Linked DNA regions of Homo sapiens: region 1 is linked to region 2. The links are chromatin loops, found by intact Hi-C in ENCODE. Cell type or tissue: endothelial cell of umbilical vein. All regions are shown on one strand. Links, peaks and the distances in the headings refer to the core of each region. The heading gives the core; the rest is flanking DNA. Region 1 overlaps PRDM8-AS1 (PRDM8 antisense RNA 1). Region 2 has its middle 13 kb from the start of PAQR3.

The links. Peaks named below come from ENCODE experiments on the same cell type or tissue, not always from the same donor. Only the 100,000 strongest peaks of a DNase experiment are listed, where the experiment ranks them.
Region 1: a loop joins it to region 2, with 14 times the contacts of the local background. A loop is called at or near these places in 7 of 110 quality-filtered maps.

What each region holds. Positions count from the first base shown.
Region 1 is chr4:80,177,367-80,188,879 of GRCh38, forward strand. It overlaps PRDM8-AS1 (PRDM8 antisense RNA 1), which reads right to left. Exons shown (of 6, transcript NR_183912.1): 6 at 3,898-6,058. It also overlaps a transcript of PRDM8 not described here. Among named protein-coding and RNA genes, the nearest start is that of PRDM8-AS1, 14 kb to the right of the region's middle. RefSeq lists a cis regulatory region at 2,160-2,808 and silencers at 6,320-6,369, 6,520-6,699, 6,790-6,839, 6,850-7,029, 7,689-7,983. In endothelial cell of umbilical vein, for the core only: a CTCF peak has its summit at 6,863 (motif pointing right); a DNase peak (open chromatin) is centred at 6,855; H3K4me3 peaks cover 1,828 bases; H3K27me3 peaks cover 889 bases.
Region 2 is chr4:78,946,189-78,957,701 of GRCh38, forward strand. No RefSeq gene overlaps it. Among named protein-coding and RNA genes, the nearest start is that of PAQR3, 13 kb to the left of the region's middle. In endothelial cell of umbilical vein, for the core only: a CTCF peak has its summit at 5,882 (motif pointing right); no DNase peak of the experiment used is centred there; H3K27me3 peaks cover 357 bases.

The DNA.
Region 1 (11,513 bases), core at 4,436-8,435, 1.2 Mb after region 2:
GGGGGCCTGCCAAAGGCTCCAAACAGCATCCCTATCTGCCAGACACCTCAAGCACCATTGGATCTCCTGAGTCATGTGGCTCAAATGGCCGAGCAGCTTGCACAGCAGCCCAGACCTGTTGCAGAGCCTTCTCCTGTTCTGGACCTCACTCAAAACTGATAGCCTTTTGGGTCACTTGATAAGTGAGCTGGAGTAACACCCCCAAATGAGGAATGTGTTGCCTCAAAAATCCAAATAGACCCATTAAGCATTGTGCCCCTTTTTGGTCGTAGGAGGGGCCAAATGCACCAACTTATCCTTCGCCTTAGAAGGAATATCTCAACAGAGCCCACACCACTGTACCCGTAGAAATTTTACAGAGGTAAAAGGTCCCTGAATTTTAGTCAAATTTATTTCCCATCCTCTGGCACACAAATGTCACACCATGAAGTCCAGTGTGTTTGCTACTTCTTGCTCACTGGATCTAATCACCATAATGTCACCAATGTAATGGACCAGTGTGATATCCTGTGGAAGTGAAAAGCAATCAAGATCTCTCCAAATGAGAGTGTGACACAAAGCTGGAGAGTTGATATACCCCTGTGGTAGGACAGTAAAGGTATATTGCTGGCCTTGCCAGCTGAAGGCAAATTGCTTCTGGTGGGCCTTATGGACAGGAATGGAGAAAAAGGCATTTGCCAAGTCAATGGCTGTGTATCAGGTATCAGTAGATGTGTTAATTTGCTCAAGTAATGAAACCACATCTGGTACAGCAGCTGCAATTGAAGTCACCACTTGGTTAAGATTACAATAATCTACTGTTATTCTCCAAGGTCCATCTGTCTTCTGCACAGGCCAAATGGGAGAGTTGAATGGGGATGTGGTGGGAATCATCATCCCTGTGTCTTTCAAGTCCTTGATGGTGGCACTAATCTCCACAAGCCCTCCATGGTTACAATATTGTTTTTTGTTTACTAATTTTCTAGGTAGAGGCAGCTCTAATGGATTCCATTTGGCCTTTCCCAACAAAATTGCTCTCACCCTACCAGTCAGGGAGTCAATGTGGGGGTTCTGCCAGCTGCTAAGTGTATCTATGCCAATTATGCATTCTGGCATGGGGGAAATGACCGCAGGATGAGTCTGGGAACCCATTGGACCCATTGTAAGTCAGACCTGAGCTAAAACTCCATAATTACCTGACCTCCATAAGCCCCTACTTTAACTGGAGGACTACAATGACATTTTGGGTCCCCTGGAATCAGTGTCAGCTCAGAGCCAGTGTCCAACAGTCCCTGAAATGTCTGATCATTGCCCTTTCCCCAGTGCACAGTTACGCTGGTAAAAGGCTGGAGGTCTCCTTGGGGGAGGATGGGAGAAAGATTCACTGCATAAATTGTCGGTAATACAGTGGGGTCCTTCCTCAAGGGGACCTGGCCTCCCCTTCATTCAAGGGGTTCTGGGTCTGTAAACCAGCTCAAGTCTTGAAATTGATTGAGGGGCTATGATTCTCTGTTTTTATAATTCAAATTAGTCTTTTGTTCATTTGACCTAGAAGATTTCTGCTTGTATAAATTAAATAGGAACATAATAGGCTTCCTGTCAATTTCACTTCTAGGAACACTGTGATTAATTAGCTCAGAGCTCTACATGAGTCAGACTATTCTGATTGCTGCTTTGCCTCTGCTGTCCATTATGGTAGCTATACCCACTTTGCCTTTGACAGTTGAGTGCTACCGCTTGGCCCCTGCCACCTTGGGATCCAATAATTCTCATTGTATTTAAATTTTGTAGTTGAGTTACTGTGGTTCCCACTGTCAGATCTGACATATAGAGAAGAGCAATTACTGGGCTCGTCAAAGATGCAGGTGCTGCCCTCACAAATCTCTTTCACAAGGCATTGGTCAAGCGTATACCTTCTGGACCCTCCCAGCTGGGATGAGTAGGTCAAAAGTGACTAACCCACTCCATCATCCCAATCTCCCTAAGCCTTTGGATCCCTTCCTCTACATTAAACCGATGGAGATTAGGCATTTCCAGCTCACTGGCAGTGGGCCATATTTTAATCCATATTTCAGCTAACCAAGCATATAAACTATTGAAACTGTTTAACTCCCCAAGCTGCAATATTAAATGCAGAGTCCCAACTTAGTGGGCCCAAATCAATAAATTCAGCCTGATCCAACTCCATGTTTCTTCCACCATTATCCCATACCCTTAATATCCATGCCTGTTCTCCAGATTTCTGTTTATATAAATTAGAGAACTCAAACAGTTCTTTTTGCGTATAGTGTCCCTCCTCATGGGTCACACTCTCAACCTCACCTCTAGGGGCCCTCCAGGACTTCCATCTAGTTATAGGTCTAGAAGCAAACGAAAGAGCTGGGAGTGGCTGCTGAGGAGAATCAACATTATCTTGCCTGATAACTGCTGCAGGGGAGGCCATCACTGTTGCCTCAGGCAGTGCAGGATTTATCTCCTCAGACAAAGGTGGAAAGGCTGATAGCTGCATGGGTTGGGGAGGGGATGTTTTCACTACTGTGTATGGGGAAGCTGTTTCTTCTGTCAAAAAGGTTCATCAGAGTTTACAAACTCAGTGTCCCCAGCTTCATCTGGGTCCTCCCACACATCCCCATACCAAGTTGTGGGGTCCCATTCTTTTCCAATCAATGCCCTTACTTTAACAGTAGACACCTGGCAAAGCTGTACATGCATCTTTCATTACAGGAGAGCCACAGGCATGATAAGAGCTTGCGTCTGTTTTTCCACAATTTTAGCTCCTTCTCTACATGAGATAAGACTCTCGCTTAGTGCAATCTTAGCAGATTTGAGGCTCAGTATCTGCTTCTGAAGCCAGGAGACAGAATCCCTGAGTTCATCATTTTCTTTCCACATTTTGTCCACTGAACTTAGGAGCAAGCAACCAGCTTCATTGTGTTCCTTGGTTCTCCACATATGGTCAAAGGTATTATGTACAGAGTCAGTAAACTCCTTGCCTCATATATATATATATAGGGGTTTATTAAGTATTGACTTACACAATCACATGTCCCACAATAGGCTGTCTGCAAGCTGAGGAGCAAGGAGAGCCCAATCCAAGTCCCAACACCGAAGAATTTGGAGTCTGATGTTCAAGGGCAGGAAGTATCCAGCACAGAAGAAAGATGTAGGCTTGGAGGCTCAGCTAGTCTCTCCTTTTCACATTTTTCTGCCTGCTTTATATTTGCTGGCAGCTGATTAGATCGCGCCCATCAGATTAAGGGTGGATCTGCCTTCCCCAGCCCACTGACTCAAATGTTAATTTCTTTTGACAACACCCTCACAGACACACCCAGGATCAATACTTTTTATCCTTCAATCCAATCAAGTTGACACTCAGTATTAACCATCACATACTGTAATAAAATTTATGTAAATATGGTCTTCCTTTCTCCCTCTCTCAGAATATCTTATACCGTACTCACCTATTTTCCAACTGCAGAAAGCAGAACCACAGATACAGGGAGACTACTCATCTCTTAATATGATTCATTTGGGCTGAATTTCTGTTTCCTTTTGGGTCTCTGAGAATTGCCACATTTCAAAACCTTCTATGCGTATCATGATCTCTAAACTTCATGATAACCCTCCAAGGCATCAACATTAACCCATTTTATAAATGGGGAAATATTACTTAGATAAATAAAATACCCAAAGTCACACACCCAATGAGTCGCAGAATGGGAATTCAAATCCCAGTCCTTGTAACATCATTTTCTTTGTTTCACTTAAATTTGTAAGTACATTCTAATTATACTACTAATGCAAATACTAATTTCATCTAAATATAAGATAAATTTTACATTAGCTGTCTTCTGAACACATTAAGACCAAGCCCTTATTTTGAAATATTTGATAAAATTCACAAAGAAACTGCTAAACTCAAGAACAGTATCCCTTTAATCACAATAATGAAAACAGAAAACTTTTATTTAAAACAATGAAAAAACTTGATAAGCTATACTCTTGTTTGATGTTAACATTAACTCTTCTTTGATCTTCGGTTTCTTTGTCAGACACCTTTGATTGCAACCCAACAACCATCCCCAGTCCTTTATCGCTATCTTTTTATACTTTAAAGGCTAATTTTCCCAAACTCTTTTGCATGTATATGTGGCCAGGAGATCCAGGTCTGCCTAATGAAAGTGAAAGTATTCTTTTCATTGATTAAGCAAACAACCACAGCTTTTTGCCCCTGTTCCTTTCTTCATGTTTAAAACGATGGTTTGATGCTTGGAATTACAGCAGCTATATTGTGACCATGAGCCAACATACCCAAGGTTGCTAGATTTAGCAAATAAATATATGTAATGGCCAACTAAAGTTTCAGTTTTAGATAAAATATGAATAAATTTATAGTATATGTCCCAAATATTTTATAACATATACTAAAAAGAGTATAATTGTATAGATAATACACACAAATATATATTATATATATAAACTAAAGAGCTTAAGTTAGAGTCAACTTAAACACCAAGTTCCACAAACTTTCAAAGCCCTGAGTTTTGTTGTTGCTTTATTAAGTTGTGAATGGATAAAAAGAATGTAAAATATGTATATGGCATAAAGAAAAACTACGCTGAACACTTTGTTAATTGCCACCCAGCCTAAGAAAAAGAACAACCTCAAAGGCAACCTCTATCCTGGATTTTGTGTTTAATCTTCCTTTGCCATTTTAATAATTTCCTTGCTTTCCTTTGTTCATCTTTATCCCCTCTGAAAAGCTAATAATGGAAATAAGACCTTTGCCTTTTACGATGCACTGAAGATAGCCTGACAGTCTTCCTCCCCTTAGCCCCCAAATTACTAGTCTATGAGAATTATGCAAAATTTAAAACAGGAAGGTGCTCTTCATCTCGGTCCTCAGAAAAAAACATGACAAAGGTTGACCTTTACAGAGGTAGTTAGGTTGCTAGATAAAAAGAGATACAAGTGACAAACCAAAGAGAGGGGGAAATCCTACACTTAGGGGGTTGAGGTTTTGGTCTTTGTGTGTTTTTAGAGAAGCAACCTCAACTTTCAGGTTTCTGAAAGGGCTCCCCTGCTTTTCCTTCAGCTCAGCCCTAGGCAAGCAGACCCCCTGCCCAAGCCTCCCTCCTGAGATCCTGCATATGCTTTCTTGCTAAATGACTTTTAGCACCGTTATCTCCTCATGGGATACATCTGTTGGGTGCCTCGCATCCTCAGCTCCACTTTCATCTCTTCTATCTCAACACATTGTTTCCTCCACTCCTGATGCCAGGGTGGAAGGAAGCCATCCCGCCCGGCCGCGCTTGGGGATTGGCAGCCAATGAATGATTGGCAGCGGGCATCTCTGTCAGAGCTTTGGCATGCTGCAGAGTAGAAGCCCCGTGCTAATGAATGCCATCTACACCTACCAGATGTGCCACTGGGTGACATGCCAGATCTTTTACATAATGCCATTCTGCCGGACACAAGACAGCTGAGGGGTGGGGAGGTGTGTCTTTTAATGCTTTGGGATGGGAGTAGATCTGGCTTGCCCTCATTTTATTTCTTACTCAGACCACCCGCCACTGCCCATACACCCAATCAGCTCCCTTTACATTGGGCTAAGGCTCAGGGCATCTCGGAGACAGTGGCGAAGCAGCAGAGTTTGAGTTCCCAGGACATATCTCCTGTCCCCTGGCTCTCATCCATGCTCATCATTTCCTTGAGTTCGCTCCCTGCCCGCATCCAGATTCAGGAAAGGGAAATAGTTTTCAAAATTAAAGAAATAAAAGCACTAAATGGGATCTGAAATGAAAGGAAGGAAGGGGAAAAACTACACTTCCCATCCTCCCCCCTCCCCCATCCCTAATATTCTCTTCTTCCCTAGTCTAAACGTGCAAGGATGAGCTTCCTACACCCCATCCCTTTGGCAGCTTCTCCTGTTCTTTCCTCTTCCACCGTCCACAGGAAACTGGAGCGTGTTTATCCCCAAGGGTGATATCCCGTTAGTGCCTGTCCCACGTTCTGGCTGAAGTAGCTGTCTTAAGGTGGAGGCGTCCAGAAATCCGTGCCGTTTGGGGAGCAATGTTTCCTGGAGTGGGATGGACAAGGTGGGAAGAGAGGAAAATGAGCAAACCACTTCTGACGGACAGCGGGTGTGTGAGCGTGTAGGAGTGCTTGGGTTGTCCTCGCCCAGCTCTCCATCCCCGGAGGGAGAATGGCTGGAGGGGGGCTGGTGGTTGCCAGGAGGATCCCCTCTCTTTTGCTAAACCTGCGGGTACCGGGCTGCCCTGTAATCGGCGGGACTTGAGAACGGCAGGCCTCCGCTCCTCCTCCCCAGGGGCCATGACCCTCACACACCTCCCCACACCACCCCTCCCGCGACACACACGCAGTACTTGGGGCGACTGGGCGCCACTCCCACGCCAGAGCCCTGCCCCGCGCCCGCCTGGGGCCGAGCAGCCTGGCCCCTTCTCTTGTACCCCCACCCCCGCCCGCTGCCGAGGCTCCAGATGGCTTCTCCTTGCGCTCGGCTCGCGGCCCCCAGACGCCGCCCGGCAGCAGCCGGCGGTCGCTCCCTCCCTCCCAGCTGCTGCAGCAGAGACCGGGGCCATTTCGCGAGGCGGACGGGCTCCTCGGCAGGCTCCGATTGGGGTGGGAGAGCGGCCGCCGAGGGGCCCGCAGTAGCTGCGCTCCCGGGGAAGGAGCCCCACAGTCCCCAGGTAAGGAAGCCGCGGGGCAGGCGAAGGGCGGGGAAGGAGGAGCCTGAGCGTTCCGGTACCCAACCCTCTCTCTTTCTTGACCTTCCTCCCCTCTGCCCCTTCATCCTGGGCGCGGAGGGCGGAACAGTTTCTGGACCAGAGCACCCGCGAGAAGCAGGGAGCGGCCGCACAGCAGCCAGAAGAGGGCGCCAGCACCCCGGGGCCGGGGCTACAGGGCTGGCTCTGCCCCGGCGTCCCGCCCCCGCCCCGGGGAACGCTGCCTCTGCCGCAAAGATGCCCCCTTCCGCTGGAAAGCGGTAATGCCCACCGCCCACCGCGACCACCCCTTCCCCATTTTTCTCAGTTCTAACTGTACTCCTCTCTCGTTTCCTTTTTGCTTCTCTCTCTCTCTCCCCCCTCCCTCGTCCTCTCTTCCTCTCTCTTTCTCTCTGCGCTTGTTTTCTTACTTCCCCCTCCCTCCCCGCTTGCACCCCGGTACTTTTCCTTTTCTTTTCTGATCACTGGCGGGGGGAGGGTTTGTCGCCCGCCGGAAGGTAGTGTGGAGGGGATGGATGTGTTTCACGCTCAGGTTCTGGCTCTGGCTCCTCTCCATAGGTGCCTCCCTGGGTGCTCGCGAAAGCAGCCCTGAGAATGGCAGCTCTCAGAGGTTGAAGTCATTCTTTTCGGGGGACGGGGCACGGCGACTGTTTGATTGGGGGGTGAGTTATGCACTTGGGGCAGCGCTTCCCTGGAATGCAGAGCTGGGGATTTCCCTTGCTAGACGGATGCTTAAAGTTCAGTGGCTTTGTACTGAGCCCCTTTCTCCCCTCGAAAAGTCATGACAGTCAAAAGTATCTCTCTTTCTCTCTCCCCCGCCCCCCACTTCTCTCCAAAACCCTAAAGACAGCCTCCCCGGACAGTCTTCACCGTTTTTTTTCAGAAGCAGTTGCGCTGGGGGTGGGGAAAGGGAGGGAAGGGACATTGAAAGGCCGCAGTGGCTGGCAACTCCGCGCCCGTCCGATGTCCTCTCTAATCCCCCAGTGTTCTGGCGCGTACCCACAGTGCCCCCAGACCCTCCGCTCGCCCGTGCGCCGAGGTCGTTGGGTTTTAGACCCAGAGAGCACGTTCCGTAAGCTCCCGGCCCAAATCCCCTCGGAAAAATTAATCACAACCACCAGCGGATGCAAAATGTGTGCCTGTGTTGAGTCTGTCTTTTAATCCCGAACGTAATTCTAAAAAGCAGCATCAGACAAGAGCTTTATTAATCCCTTACACGAGCAAATGCGATCTCTGACCTACTAGACTTGTTTTCCTACAATTTCACAAAAAGCCTCGCTAGAGGAATGTGCAAGGACAGAAGGGAAACTGAGGAGACCCGCAACTCATTAGCGAAATAATAGGGTGCACTTCAATAAAAATGCGGTCCTGAAGTGGAGCAGACTCACCGGCAAGGAGCCCGGAAAATCGTCAGGGGCGGCGGCAAAGTGAGTGATGGGGATTGGAGGAAGGGGTAGGATTGGAGGAAGGGCCTCATGCACAGAGTGTGGTTGGGAGCTGGAGTGGGAACCCAGTTCGGTCTCTTCCGAAGGCTTAGGACCCATGTGACTGAATTTAGGGGCTGTCCCCTTGCGAGGGCACTAGGACAACAGGAGGGGCGCACCTGCAATACGGATGAGTTCAGAGTTTGATCCCTTGGGGCCTTTTTCTCGCACTTGAGATTTCACTATCATGTCGTTCAATTAATCATATTTCCCTTCTCCCATTTTATTCAAAACCGTCTTCCAGTTCCCTCATAATCGTAATTTGCGTCATTGCCTTTTATCGTTGATTAATTAGGAAGCCGAAAATGGTAATGGAGGGTCGGGCCAATAAATTAGCTTTAGGAACAGACGGACGGACGTCCGAGGCTGCTGCATGGGTGGGCGCTGTCCACCGAAGCTGGCGGGGGCCACCGTCGCTGCAGCTGGCTTCTCAGGAAGGCGTTAAGGAAAAGGCGCGCGGTACTGGCTGAATGGAGAGATCCACTCTGAAATAAACCCGGTGGCCACAAGGGAAAACTTCTCACTGCACTAGGTGGAGAGACTCCTGTGACGCTTAGCTTTTCCCGTTTGGTATAGAAAAGGAAAGACTGGGTTGTTATAGAAATGGAGAAGAGGAAGGATGGGGTAGGATAAGAGTCAGACTCCTGTTACTTTCAGAGGCCTCCCTACTAGCGGGTAAACAGGTTTAAAGTCTGGGCCTTATTAGGAGCCTTTTTTTTTCCAGAACTGGAATGTTAGATTTACTTTTGCAGCCTTTCCTTCCTCTTTCCACTTACCTACTGGTCTGAAAGAGGGAAGAAAGAAGGGAGGAAATAAGGGAGGAAGGAAGAGAAGGGAGAGAGAGAAGGCAGGGTGGAGAGAGAGAGAGAGAGAGAGAGAGATTGATTGTCAAGATCAGATCAGTTAACTCCCTGGCCAAAGAGGAAAGTTGCTAATGTGGAGTTGCTCCCTGCCCTCAAAGAAGCAGCAGCTCTGGGCGGGTAGGGTCTCCTCTTTTCTCCCTTCATGAAATCGATCACGCCTCCAGAGGGCTGAAGGAGAGCACTTTGCCACTCTTCACAGCTACACCCTGGCCTCTTTAGCTTTCAATTGAAAACCAATTAAAAGTTTCTATAAATCTGTTAGTGCCCCTTTTATCTGGGGACCCCTGATGCATGCGATATTGCCCTTTAGATGCCTCTTCCGTGTTTTGTTTTACAATTGTTGTATCAATATAATGCGGCCTTTCTTCTGCTGTCTCTATAGATACAGATACACAAGGAAAACCAAAGCTATTCAGGCTCCTCATTTGTCCAGCAGCCTAACAGTGGTGCCCTTTCTCTGTGCTGCTTTCCCTGCTTCGGGAGCAGCAGTTATGGTAGAAGCAGATGGCTACTGATTGGGGGAGCTTTGTGGCTCTAATACTGAATACTTTATGGAAAAGGACTTTATCATGCTTCGTTGGGCAGAGGAACAAGGGATGAGATTTATGGCCAGGAAAAATAAATCTTTTTCCAAGTTGTGGCTCCTTCTCACCAATGTCTCCTTTGCCCCCAGGGTAGAACACTGAGGAATTGGTTTTATTTTATTCTCCTTTTTGCTAACAGCACCTTTTAGTCAGGGTAGTGGACTAAGAGCCAGAAGTTTACGAAATACCCCAGGTTGTTGCTGTATCAGCATTCTCTGCCCTGGGGCGGGGGGAAGCAGAAGAATATCATCTTGAATGCTGTTTCAGGCCACGTTTTCTTGAATGTCCTCTTAGTTGATGGGTAAAATATTATTGTCCATTATTTTATTATCTATGAAGAACAGAAAAGAATGCTAAGAGCTCCCATTTGAAGTCAGAGGATGATACTGGTATTGAAGGAGAGGGGGAAATGATGGGGCATTTGGTAATGCAGGTATGCTTCTCTACTTTGAAAGGGTCTGAGCTATGGAGATAATTAGGGGATGTCTGTGAATTTAGGGTTTGGGGCTCCAAATTGAATTTCCAAGGTTTGGGGGATATACAGAGTCCAACCCTATACTGGAGGCCTAATTCACCCCAAGATAGTCCATATCATTTCTCTTTTCTTCTCTTCACCTGAGTTTTACTTGTAACTTCTCTTGAGTCAGGTTTGCTCCGCGTCTGTTGTTGGGTTATGCCCCTTCTCTATATGCAGGGGGATGCAACCTCCTGCTCCTCCTGTCCTCGGAGTCTGTTCTTCTAGAGTAATGTCACCCCCCTTCCTGAGATCTGTAACATAAAGTCACTCAGAAATGCTCCTATAGAGCCCCAAATGCCTACTGGCAACCTGGCACCAAGAGATGGCAGTCAATCCCAGCTCTGGGTCTCCATTCCCATTTCAGACAGACTCTTTGTCTCCCTGATTTTTGAAATGTCATTTTCTGTTCAAGAAACATTTGTTGAGTGTCTTCCATGTTCCAAGTCCCTTTTCTCTGCCTTTTCAATCCTTTTACCTTGTACCTAAACACTAAAGACAAAAGGCCAGGAGGACCCGCATTCAGCTTCCACAAGGGTCACCTAACTTTCTACCACAAGCTACTTCCTTCCAACTCTCCAGTCACTACCACCCCACACACTGACATGCATCTTTGCATCTTGTTTCTCTCCAAAGAGGAAAAAAATTGGGAGGAGAGAGCTGAGATTTTAAAAATTCTATTTACCCAGCATTCCAAAGCAGAAGACACTGAGCTGCTTTAAACTTTGGGCATTTCTTTTGTGCTAGGCTGAATGCTCTTCCAGCCTCATCACACTTAATTCTTATGCTGACCCTTTAAATATGATGTTATTGATGTTAAATATTATAATATCCCTATTTCACAGATCCCCCTGCTTCACAGGAAACAAAAGCATAGAGATACTAACTAACTCAAGCAAGTGGCCTAGCTGGGATCTGAACCCAGGCTTCATAACCACTCTATGAGATAGATGTTGTCTTTACTATTTTACAAATGAAGATACTAAATTTCAGAGAGGTTATGTAATTTGCTCAAACACACAGGTAGGAGATTACAGACCCCGGGTTCAGACCTGAGTGTTCAAAATCCCAAATATCAACCTCTTAACCACTGCCTCTTGGATCCTTCAGGAGGAAGAGCAACTGGGAACCCACAACTGACCGCTATTACCTGATCCCCAGTCCTAGCCTGGGCGGAAAGTTTCATATAACTTGAGACGGTGCGCGTGGGGAAAACGTAAAGCTCCCGTTCAGGGCTGCTCCTGCGCGGAAGCTGCGTGGGCTAGGAGAAGGAGGCTCCGCCGGGCATCGCGAGCCAGACAGGGAGCTCCGTCTGTCGTGCGGCCCACAGGGCTCCGCTCGAA
Region 2 (11,513 bases), core at 3,860-7,859:
TCTAATTAAGTCCCACTTGTCAGTTTTTGTTTTTGTCACAATTAACATAAATTCTTTGCCAAAGCCTATGTTGAGAAGGGTATTTCCTAGGTCTTTTTCCAGGCTTTTTGTAGTTTGAGGTCATACATTTAAATCTTTAATCTATCTCGAGACAATTTTCATATACGGTGAAAGGTAGGGGTCCAGTTTTATTCTTCTGCATATGGCTAGCCGCTTATCCCAGCACAATTCCCCATTGCTTGTTTTTGTTGATTTTTGTCTAAGATCAGATGGTTGTAGGTATGTGGGCTTATTTCTGGGTTCTCTATTCTGTTCACTGTTGTATGTGTCTGTTTTTATACCGTTACCCTGTTGTTTTGATTACTGTAGCCTTGTAGTATAGTTTGAAGTCAGATAGTGGGATGTCTCTGAATATGTTCTTTTTGTTAGGATTGCTTTGGCTATTCGGGCTCTTTTTTGGTTCCAAATGAATTTTAGAATAGCTTTTTCTAAATCTGTGAAAAATGACACTGGTATTTTGATAGGAATGGAGTTGAATCTGTAAATTGCTTTGGGTAGTATGGCCGTTTTAACTATATTGATTTTTCCAAGCCATGAGCATGGAATATTTTATATTTCTTTGTATTGTTTCTGATTTATTTGAGCAGTGTTTTGTAGTTCTCATTATAGAGATCTTTCACTTCCTTTATTAGATGGATTCTTAGGTATTTCATTTTCTTTGTGTCTATAGTAAATGAGATTGTGTTCTTAATTTGGTTCTCAGCTAGAACACTGTTGATGTAAAAATGCTACTGATTTTTGTACTTTGATTTTGTATCCTGAAACTTTACTCAATTTGTTTATCAGATCCAGGAGCCTTTTGGCAGAATCTTTAGGGTTTTCTAGGTATAGGATCATATTTTCGGCAAAGGGATAGTTTGACTTCTTCTTTTCCTATTTGGATGCCTTTTATTTCTTTCTCTTGTCTGATTTCCCTGGCTAGGACTTCCAGTACTATATCGAATAGGAATGGTGAGAGTAGGCATCCTTGTCTTGTTTCACTTCTCAGTGGGAATGGTTCCCGTTTTTGGACTGTTCAGTATGATGTTGGCTGTAGGTTTATCATAGATAGCTCTTATTATGTGGATGTATGTTCCTTCAATGCCTAATCTGTTGAGGGTTTCTACCATGAAGGGATGCTGGATTTTATTGAAGGCTTTTCCTGCATCTATTGAGATGATCTTATGGTTTTCATTTTTGATTCTGTTTATCACATTTATTGATGTGAGTATGTTAAACCAACCTTGCATATCAGAAATAAAGCCTACTTGATCATAGCGAATTAACTTTTTAATGTGCTGCATTTGATTCAGTTTGCTAGTATTTTGTTGAGAATTTTTACATCTGGGTTCATCAGGGATATTGGCCTGAAGTTTTCATTTTTTGTTGTGTCTCTGCCACATTTTAGTATTAGTATGATGCTAGCTTTGTAGAATGAGTTAGAGAGAAGCTCCTCCTCCTTGATTTAAAAAAAAATTGTTTCAATAGGATTGGTGTCAGTTCTTCCTTATGTGTCTGGTAGAATTCAGCTGTGAATCCATGTAGTCCAGAGCTCTTTTTGGTTTGTAGGTTTTTAATTACAGATTCAATTTACAAATTTATTATTGGTCTGTTCAGTTTTTCACTTTCTTCCTAATTCAGTCTGGTCTGTTCAGGTTTTTACTTTCTTCCTAATTCAATCTTTGGCATTGTGTGTTTCTAGGAATTTATCAATTTCCACTTGATTTTGTACTTTGTGTGCATAAAAGTGTTCATAACAGTCTCTGAGAATCTTTTGTGTTTCTGTGCGATCAGTTGTAATGTCATCTTTGTCATTTCTGATCGTTCTGATTTGGATTTTCTCTTTTTTTTCTTTGTTAATCTGGCTAACAATCTACCAGTCTTGTTTATTATTTCTAAGAACCAACTCTTGGTTTCATTGATCTCTTATATGGACTTTTGGTTCTCAGTTTTATTCACTTCTCTCTCTCTCTTTTTTTTGTATGTTATTCTAAAACTACAGATTTCTCTCCTTCCATTCTCAGCCATATTTCTAGAAACAGTCTACATTTATTGTCTCCATTTCTAACTTTCCTTTTGTTCGTTATCTCATGGCAATCTGACTTCTTACCCCTCTCTCTCCCCTGGCCTGTATGAAAACTGTAACATTGAATTTGCCACACTGCATGGGAACTGCCTGCTTTCTTATAGGTATTTACAACAAGATTTAATGTCTTTTAAGGAGTATTTATTCTATTTGTAGTACCAGTGCTTTAGGTGTGATATCTCTCATCTATCTATCTATCTATCTATCTATCTATCTATCTATCTATTTTATTTTACTTTTTTGAGGTAGTGTCTCTGTTGCCCAGGCTGGAATGCAGTGGTGCAAACATGGCTCACTACAGCCTCAACCTCCTGGCCTCAAGCGATCCTCCTGCCTCCACTTCCTGAGTAACTTTGGTCACAGGTATGTGCCAGCATGCCTGGCTAACTTTTTTTTGTATTTTTGTCTTATTTTTATTTCAGAGTTCCCCTCAAAAAATAACCTACTTTTTATTTTTTATTTTTTTTGTAGAGACACGGTTTCCCTATGTTGCCCAGGCTGGTCTTGAACTCCTGGTCTCAAGTGATCCTCCTGCCTTGGCAAAATGCTGGGATTACAGGTATGAGCCACCATGCTTGACCTCTTTTTTTTAATTAAACTTTTTATTTTGAGGTCATTGTAGACTCATATACAATTTTAAGAAATGACAGAGATCCCTTGTACCCTTTACTCAGTTTCCTCCAATAATAACATCTTGAAAAGCTATAGCACAATATTACAACCATGATATTGACACTGATAACAGTCAAGGTGCAGTATCATTCGCCACAAAGATCCATTACCACAAAGATCCCTTATGTTGTGGATTCAGCCACACATACTTTCTCCTGCCCACCCATTCCTTAACCCCTGATACCACTAATTTGTTCATTTCTATGATTTTGTTGTTTTGATAATGTTATATAAATGAAATCACACAGTATGTAACCTTTTGGGATTGGATATATCGCAGTTTGTTCAATCATTTACCTGTTGAAGGACATCTGGGTTGTTTCCAGATTTGGGTTATTATACAGGTTTTTGTGAAAATCGAATTTTTCTTATCTCTGGGATAAATTCCCCAAAGTGCAATTGCTGGGTCACGGTCAGATGGTAGTTTCATGCTAGGGTTTACGATAAATACCCAACAGTTTTACAATAAATTTTCTATAAATAAAGAAGTGAACAAATAATGTTATACCAAAATCTTTAGAATGAAGATTGGGCTTGAATAAATGTATTTTTACCATCTGCACAGACAATCCTATTAACTACAAAAATGACATTCTAAATATTCTGAAACATAATACAAAGCAGAAATCAATAAAGCTTAAATGTGAGGGATAAGCTTATTCATTACTCTAGGAGTCAGGGTTTTTTAGCCTAAAATGTATTTATAGTAATAGTGAAGTCTGATTCACCAGAAATGATGTACAGACATTACACTATAATATTTAATCTCCAAATGGCTACACTTTGAAAATTAGATCTAAAACCCCCACAAATGATAAACATAACTTGATAATCAGTAATGTATATTAAATAAGTAACCACATGCTCTTTAAAGATGTTTTCCTGTTTTTATGGTGGTCCATTACAGTGTTCCATTTCAGGGTGCTCCATCAGAGTTCTTGCCTTGGGTTACATCATCTCATCCCAATGCCAAGCCCATCTTTTCATTTGAAACTCACAGCCAGCACTTACAATAAGGGTCTTCATGTATCATAGAAGGAACATGTGCTAGACCCAGATGGACGTGAGGCTGAATCTGAACAATATAACTTACTGGCAAGTTATAGAATTTCTCTTGGTCTTGATTTTCTCATCTATTAGATGAGGATAAGTCTAAACAACCTAAATAACTTGACAGGGCTTAAAGTCACACGAAATAACATATACAAAGTACCTGGCACTGAAAAAGCATCAATAATATTCAATTCCCTTCACCTATGGCATTTTAAATTTTCCGAGGAATAAATTCCAATGTTTATTTATAAATGTTGCCCAAATTTGTAGTGGGTTGTTACAGATCATTCTTATCCAGGAGATTTGAACGTGTAAATTTAACAACCCAATCATATCCAAGGAAATATTCAAAGGCAGTTGATGCAGTTTCCACAGGGCCTTCTTAAAATTAGAGATAGATATTAAAATAAAGAAAAAAAACTATGCCTCATTGAAAAAGTTTACATTTTGGGATACAAACCCTATCTTCTTATTACTTGTTTTCTTATATTTTCTTCGGTATGAATATATACACTCCAGTTCAAGAAAATGAAGGGATTTTTTCTTAATTTGGGCTGATGTATTTTTATTTTTAATAAATGCTGTCAGAAACAGGACCACCATTTGCAGAGCCCAGAATTAAACAAACACCATCTTGCAGAATGGTTAAGAAAATGCATCAGGAACCACTAATAGTAGAAATCACCTCTTATAACAGACAGGAGTAGTAGCTTGCAATAATCTCATATCTGATTTGAACTTATAAAATTGAGGAAGTTCAGTGGTGGCTTCATCATCTATTTGCAGTGTAAAATTTAGGAAAATATGCATAAAAGATGAAAAATGCAAGTTAACATAATGTTTCATTTTTCAGTGGTGTTTTGAATTATTATTGGGAGCCTGTTTGTATCAGAGAAAAGAATGAGAAGAGACATTTATCAAGAATTTAAAGGAGCTACTCTATAGTAAAAGATGATTGGGTACATCTTCAATAGAATTCTTTAACTCTATTGTGGCAAATTGAGAAATAGGTTGAAATAATGGCGTAAAACCAAAAAAATCAAGGTTGGCTCTGCTCTTTGGAGTACCAGGTACCACATACACCACAAGGCCCTGCCTAACTCAGAAGATCATCTCCATTAGTCCAACACAGAGACCTAAATGATTGTTGTGTCTTCAGAAATACCTCATGAAAAAGTGTTCAAATTACTTTGGTGATGAGATCAATTAGCATTTGTCGTGAAATCATTTACCAGATTAGCTAGTCACTACCTAGGTTAGAACCCTGAGAAAATAAAGCACAGGCAGTTTAGTTTTGTTGAGAGTAAGGGGGATTGTGGGAAGTTCCTAGCATGAAGTATTTATAAGGAAGAAGGAAGGAGGAGCTGAAAAAGGAGGTGGGAGACAGGGAAAAGGAAGCAGGAGCATCCTGGAGTCTTAGAGGATCAACTGGCTGTAAACTTTTGAAAGACAGGAAATATGGTGGGTTCACCATTGTATGCAGGTTAAATATCACAGCACCTGGGACATAGCAGGTGCACAAAAAAATATTTATTGAACAGATGAAAGAACGTATGTTCTAAAATGAGGGCTGGTATCGATTCTGAAAGGGGCGGAAGGAGAGCATTCCAAAGTAAATTTATGTAACAAAGTTTTCCTGGCCCTGGCCCTGCTGAAGCTTGTAGAGCCATGGGTATGAATATAAGAGGCTGTGGAATTTCCTTCTGTAAGATCTTTAAAAATGGTATAGATTCTTACATATCTGGAGGGGTTCCTATGAAAACCAGGAGAATGATCTGAATAATCTGAATAGCCTCTGGTTCTTTCTTCCTTGGGCTTTTGATTTGTTTTTGTTTTTCAATTTCAAGAGATGCAATGCAAAATTATATATTGCCATAATTACTACCATGCAAATAACAATAATAATTTATTGAGTTTACTGTATGCCAGACAACTTGCTGAGTGTGGAATCTCCACTAATGAATTGTCTCATTTTTATTAACTCTGAGGATTTTGTCAGTTATTATACAGTCCTCCTGCAGATGGCACTCTTCTCCTGCAGAATTGTCACCTCTTGCGCTCTGGACTTGAGCCTTACACTGAGATAGGGATGAGAAATGAGTGATTTTAAGGTTGGTACACTATGATTAAAAAAAAAATTATCTATATATGATTTGAAATTCCTAAATATGAATAATCCAGCCCATTAGAAATTTAAAGAGTTTTTAAAATACGAAACTTAAGTTCACAAAATTTTTCAATGGCTTTGCAGCTTTGTCTTTATCTTTATCATAACGGAACATAATTTGCTGTTCTATTTTCCTCAGGAAAACTAAACAAAGAATGTTTTTTGACAGGCAAGCTTCAGCTCAGAAGATGGATAAATAGCTCTTCCCCTCCCCTATGCTTCACTTTGAACTTCCCTCTCTACCTAATCTCTGGCTCATCTTTCCTCTTTTGGAGGGCCCAGGGTGATTGAGCCTGTCGAGATGAATAGCTGGTGAAATCTGACTGGTTCCTGGGTGGGCCACTGTTCATCAGGCTCACCTGGTCCAGCTGGGACTCAGCTTTTCCTTCCACAGTGTGGCCACAGCTAGCGCTGAGTACAGGCCTTCGGAAACCTGCAGGTATAGATGGGTAAAGCAGAATTAACAACATGCCCAGAAATAGCAATTTCGTTATTACTATTCCACGGTATTTACAAAGACACTGTTTTGTGCTTGCATAGCTTTCTTTATGCTTCTGGGCAAATGTGTAAAACATTTTTAGCTCTTATGTGGCTCCGGCAAGTCAATATGTCACCTCCAGTGATAGCATCTAGTTGTCTGGCACACATGTGAAACATTTAGAATTATATAGCTCAGAGCTCTGGAATTGGTATTACCTATTTTATCAGATGCCTGTGTATAGCGCTATAAGGCACTGCTTCTTAGAGTATGATCTATTGATCATCTGCTTGTGAATCACTAGGATGTATGTTAAGAACAACAAAAATAAAACAAAATCTTAGACCTGCCTTTCTTCCCAGCTGCATAACCAGACTATGAAGGATTTAAAAGAAACTGTCATTCTTGCCCTCACTAAAGCTTCAGAACCATGAGAAAACAGTGCTTTCAGGAGCTAGCAGTTCCCTGAGCACAAATTAAAAGTCTGATTTTAGTACTGGCCTCCAACTACTATCCTTTTCCACTTGGGGATATCGTTAGTGATCTCCCACTCTTTTTATTCTCAATTAATTAAAGCTTATCCCCAGAGTCTTTATTCAGTAAAGATGATCTGAGAATCCCCCTAAGTTTAGTGCTTTTTAATAAGGTCTCCACTGCTTGCTTAAGGGAACTCTAAATTCCAGCACGCTTCTTTCTTCTGGATTAAGGGCTGGCGCAGTCAGGATCTCTTGTGTAACTTTGTCCTCCTCCTACCCACATCTGTCTGGTCTCTTCTGGCCACCCTCTTTTCCTTCGTACTAGCAAGCAATGATTGTTTAAGATCTGATCCAGTGTCCTTCCTCAGAGGAGAATTCCTCGAATCCTCCTGGAAGAGGTGGTTGAACAGTCAGAGCAGTTACTGCACTGCTCCGTAACTTGTTTCCTATCATCTTGGAAGTAGTTCCCATCTTATTTGAATCCCTGGTATTAAGCCTAGGGCCTTGTAAATAGTAAATGCTCAGTAGATGTGTATTGACTCACTCAAAGATTAAAAAAAACACCTTTCACTTCTGTTCTTGTATAAAATTATAAACCAAATGTTAATAAGTGAGCTCCTTGAGCATACACCCATGGCTTTTTCGTCTGTTAACATGAACAAATGAACTTGTGAAAGAAAATGTTCTTTTCCATATACAAACAAAATGTTATTTCCATATACAAACTTGAGACACCGTGGACACTAAGGATAGGGGCCATATTTCATTCATGTTCATACCTCCAGCTCTTAGCACAGTATGTAGCACGTAATAGCACTTGCTAAATGTTTGCTGAAATAAAATTCAAGAAGCTACCCACGAATCACTCTATGTTACCTCAGGCAGTACAGGAGAAAAGGCAGCCTCACTTTTACATATGTGCCTGGAACGTTCTCACAAGCAGAGAGTTAGTTAGAGGGCTTGTCCTAGGTGCTGCAGCTATTTAGAGGTGGATGCCAGACTAGAAATCGGGGCCGTTCAGGTTTAGAGGAGTCATGCCTCAGCAGGAACAGGTGGAAAAACAATCTTTTTGAGCAGGCTGTAACGCAACATATCGTTGGTAGGGGGCAATGCTGGCACACAATATACATGAAAGAGGCCGACTTTCAGAAGAGGAGACTTGGGAAAGTTTAGGGTATCCTTTGGAATCAATGGATGGAACCATGACCAGTGTAACAGCAACCACAACCAGCACCAGAGCCAGAACTAGCACCACAACCACCACCAATATTAATGGCCATTTATTTCATGATTGGTGAATGGCAGCACTGATTTTTTAGAACCGAAGTCTTCTGATTTTTAGTTTGATATGGTTTTTGTTACACTGTGCTATTTTTTTAATAGAGTTTTTTGTTTGTTTGTTAAAAAGTTATATATTTTCCTTATAAGAATGGTATATTATCCTTACAAAAAATTAAACTTAGAGACATGGATGTTTAAGAAGGTTAAACATTCTCCTTGTTCCAGCCCCTTCCCATATACAAATAATGTTTTTAAAAATCGTTTTTCCTATGCATAAACTAATATCTACTCCTTTCGTAGAAATTAAAACATAGATACGGCTTAATGCTTTAGGCAGAGTGGACTTAGACTTGCTCAATTAACTAACTGGACTAATATATTACCTAATTTTATGTGTGGCTTTTTTGGACTATCGTATGTGGGTTCATTTAAATGTTGGTCCTACAGCTCCTAACAATTATTTTTCTCCTATTTTTTCAAGATTAGTGTTATTGTGATGTTAGCCCTTTTAATTTGTAACACATGGTGGGATTCAAACCACTGAGTCTTAGCATCTGTCAATGACAAGATCATTCTTTTTAGTAATAGAAGGATGGTTGCTAATAATGTGGCAGAATTTGGCTTTTCATTGTTATGTTATTAATGACTACACAGGAGAAATTATGGGAAATATATTTTTTCTACTTAAGCTTCAGCCAGTTTTCTGAAGTCTCTTTTAAGTTTCCACATCAAATTAAACCTAAGGAGATCTTGGATTTTCCAAAGTAAAACTTTTCCGTATCTCCAAAGTTGGTATTTCAAGTTATTTATGTAGGACTAGCTAACGTTATCTTCTACTCCTTGAGATGTTGAGGTTGTCTGTTGCAATTATAATGATGGGAAAGGGTAGTCTGGGTTAAGCAGAAAATGGTACCTAGTAGATTTTATCTCAGGAGTACCCTGGCCAAAAGGCAGTCACTTGTTATCTTGGATACTGTCCTTGATGCTGCTGATTTAAGGGTCTGGTTCGTTTTTTTTTTGGAACTCTTTCTCTTACTCTACTTAGAACTATTTATTTTTTATTTCACTTCTTTTAACTATCATTTTTGTGTCATTTTTTCCTGGTGTATATTATGTCTCTCTATATTTACTGTATCAAAATATTAGCATTGTTATATATATTATCTATACATGCAGTATATTATTATGATAGTACTTATTTGTAATTTATAAACAAGTAAATATACATTTGTGGTACTGGGTATATATGCCCAATTTTTTTAGCTGATGATGGTGTACAATAAAACATATTTGAGTCTACTGTTCAATATTATGTATTTCTTGAGGACACAGATTATTTCTTTTCTTCTTGATAGCCTTAATTGCTTAGGGCAATGTCTGGTCTATATTAGGTAGTTAATAAGTATTATTGGCTGGCTGGTTGGCTGGATAGATGGATAAATGAATAGATCATTTAATTATGCTTCTCTTTATGAATAGGAGGTAATTTTAACTTACTATTTACTAAATACTTAAATGTACTAAGGACACAGCTGGGCAATCAAACAACTAGACTAGTAACTCCTCTAGATGTTATGTTTGGATGTATTAGAAACTGATTCAATTTGCCACATTTTTCAACAATACACTGGATTGATTGATTAACACAAAATAAATAGTGAATATGATTGAGAAATTTTATGTAATTCTGCTTCAAAGGATTCATCTGTGCTAAATATTATCAGAATCACATTTAGGGTTTAGCAAGTAACCTGATCTCCACAAACCTCAAAGTTCGAATTTCTTTGTATTTCTTCTCTCTTTGGTGAAAATGTCATGTGATTAGAATAATACAATGACATGATTAGGGATGAAGTAAAGGGAGAAGAAAAATTCTAAAAAAGATTTGTGGGCCTGTATTCAATGGACATTAGTCTCCTATTCTCCAGCTCATTAGGGTGACAGAGATGGGACTGACTGCGAGGGAGCACTATGGCTTGGCAGTGACCACTTGGCAAATGGTCACTGCCAAGCTATAGTGCCCCCATACAGTCTCTCAGATCACGTCTCCTTTGTCTGATTTGTCCCTACCTCACTGTCAATCTTGATATCCATTTTCACCACTGTGCAAAACCACTGTACAGTGCATTGTAAGCACTTACAATATATTGTTGACCTACTACATGCAGGACAGTTTTCCAGGTGGCCTTGGACCTACCCAGTTCTCCCTCCTTTTTTGTGTGTAGTTCTCAAGAGAAACTGTAGAATGTTCTGGGAATGCAACATCCTGAGATAAGGAGGGGCTGACCTGAACAGTCCATTGTGCCAGTCCCCTCTATAAACAGAAAGTCACTTTGGCCCAGTATGTCATACTGTCCCTACAGTATAAAACCCAAGGCAGGCTACCTGTTGGGGGTCCCTCGGCTGTGGTGCAAGTGGGGCACATACTGATGAGATTTTGTCTTCCCCAGGCAGCTTTCCTGAGCCTTGAGGGGACAGGCTCGTCATGAATCCTAGGCATTTTTTTTTTCTCTTGCTGCTTATCTGTAAGTAATAAATCCACTTATGTAACTTGTTGTATGTGTGGGTGTTCTGTCTCACTGGACTCAGACAAATGGTAGCCAGTGCACAGTGAACCTGCTTCACACACATTCCCGTGATCTAATTTGTGCCTGTGTATATGTAAATGCATGTCTTTGACGGTGGAGGTAGTAGTCATGGTGCTGGCAGGGCAGTGTGGGAAGGACAGTGTGACACTACAGGCTTCACTCTGCTCCTTACCAAGGGGTGGCTTGTTTAGTCAGTTCTGCTCGCCACCACTCAGCCTGCCTGTCAGTGGGGGAATGACAGTTTTGTCTTCTTTCGTTTTAACTTCTTTATGATAGTCCTCCCTTCTGCAAATAGATAAATAGATTTTTTAAAAAGACACGTTGACTGCTATAATAAGCCCTATGCTTTTTTTCCATCAGAATTTCCCACATCAGCTTGGGGTGTTGCTGATGTTTTCTTATTTTACATGAGTTTTTTTTTTTTTTTTTTTTTTTGAGTCTCACTCTGTCGCCCAGGCTGTAGTACAGTGGTGTGATCTCAGCTCACTTCAACCTCTACCTCCCAGGTTCAAGTAATTCTCCTGCCTTAGCCTCCTGAGTAGCTGGGATTACAGGCACCCGCCACCATGCCTGGCTTATTTATTTATTTATTTATTTATTTATTTATTTATTTATTTATTTTGTATTTCTAGTAGAGACAGGGTTTCACCATGTTGGCCAGGCTGGTCTCGAA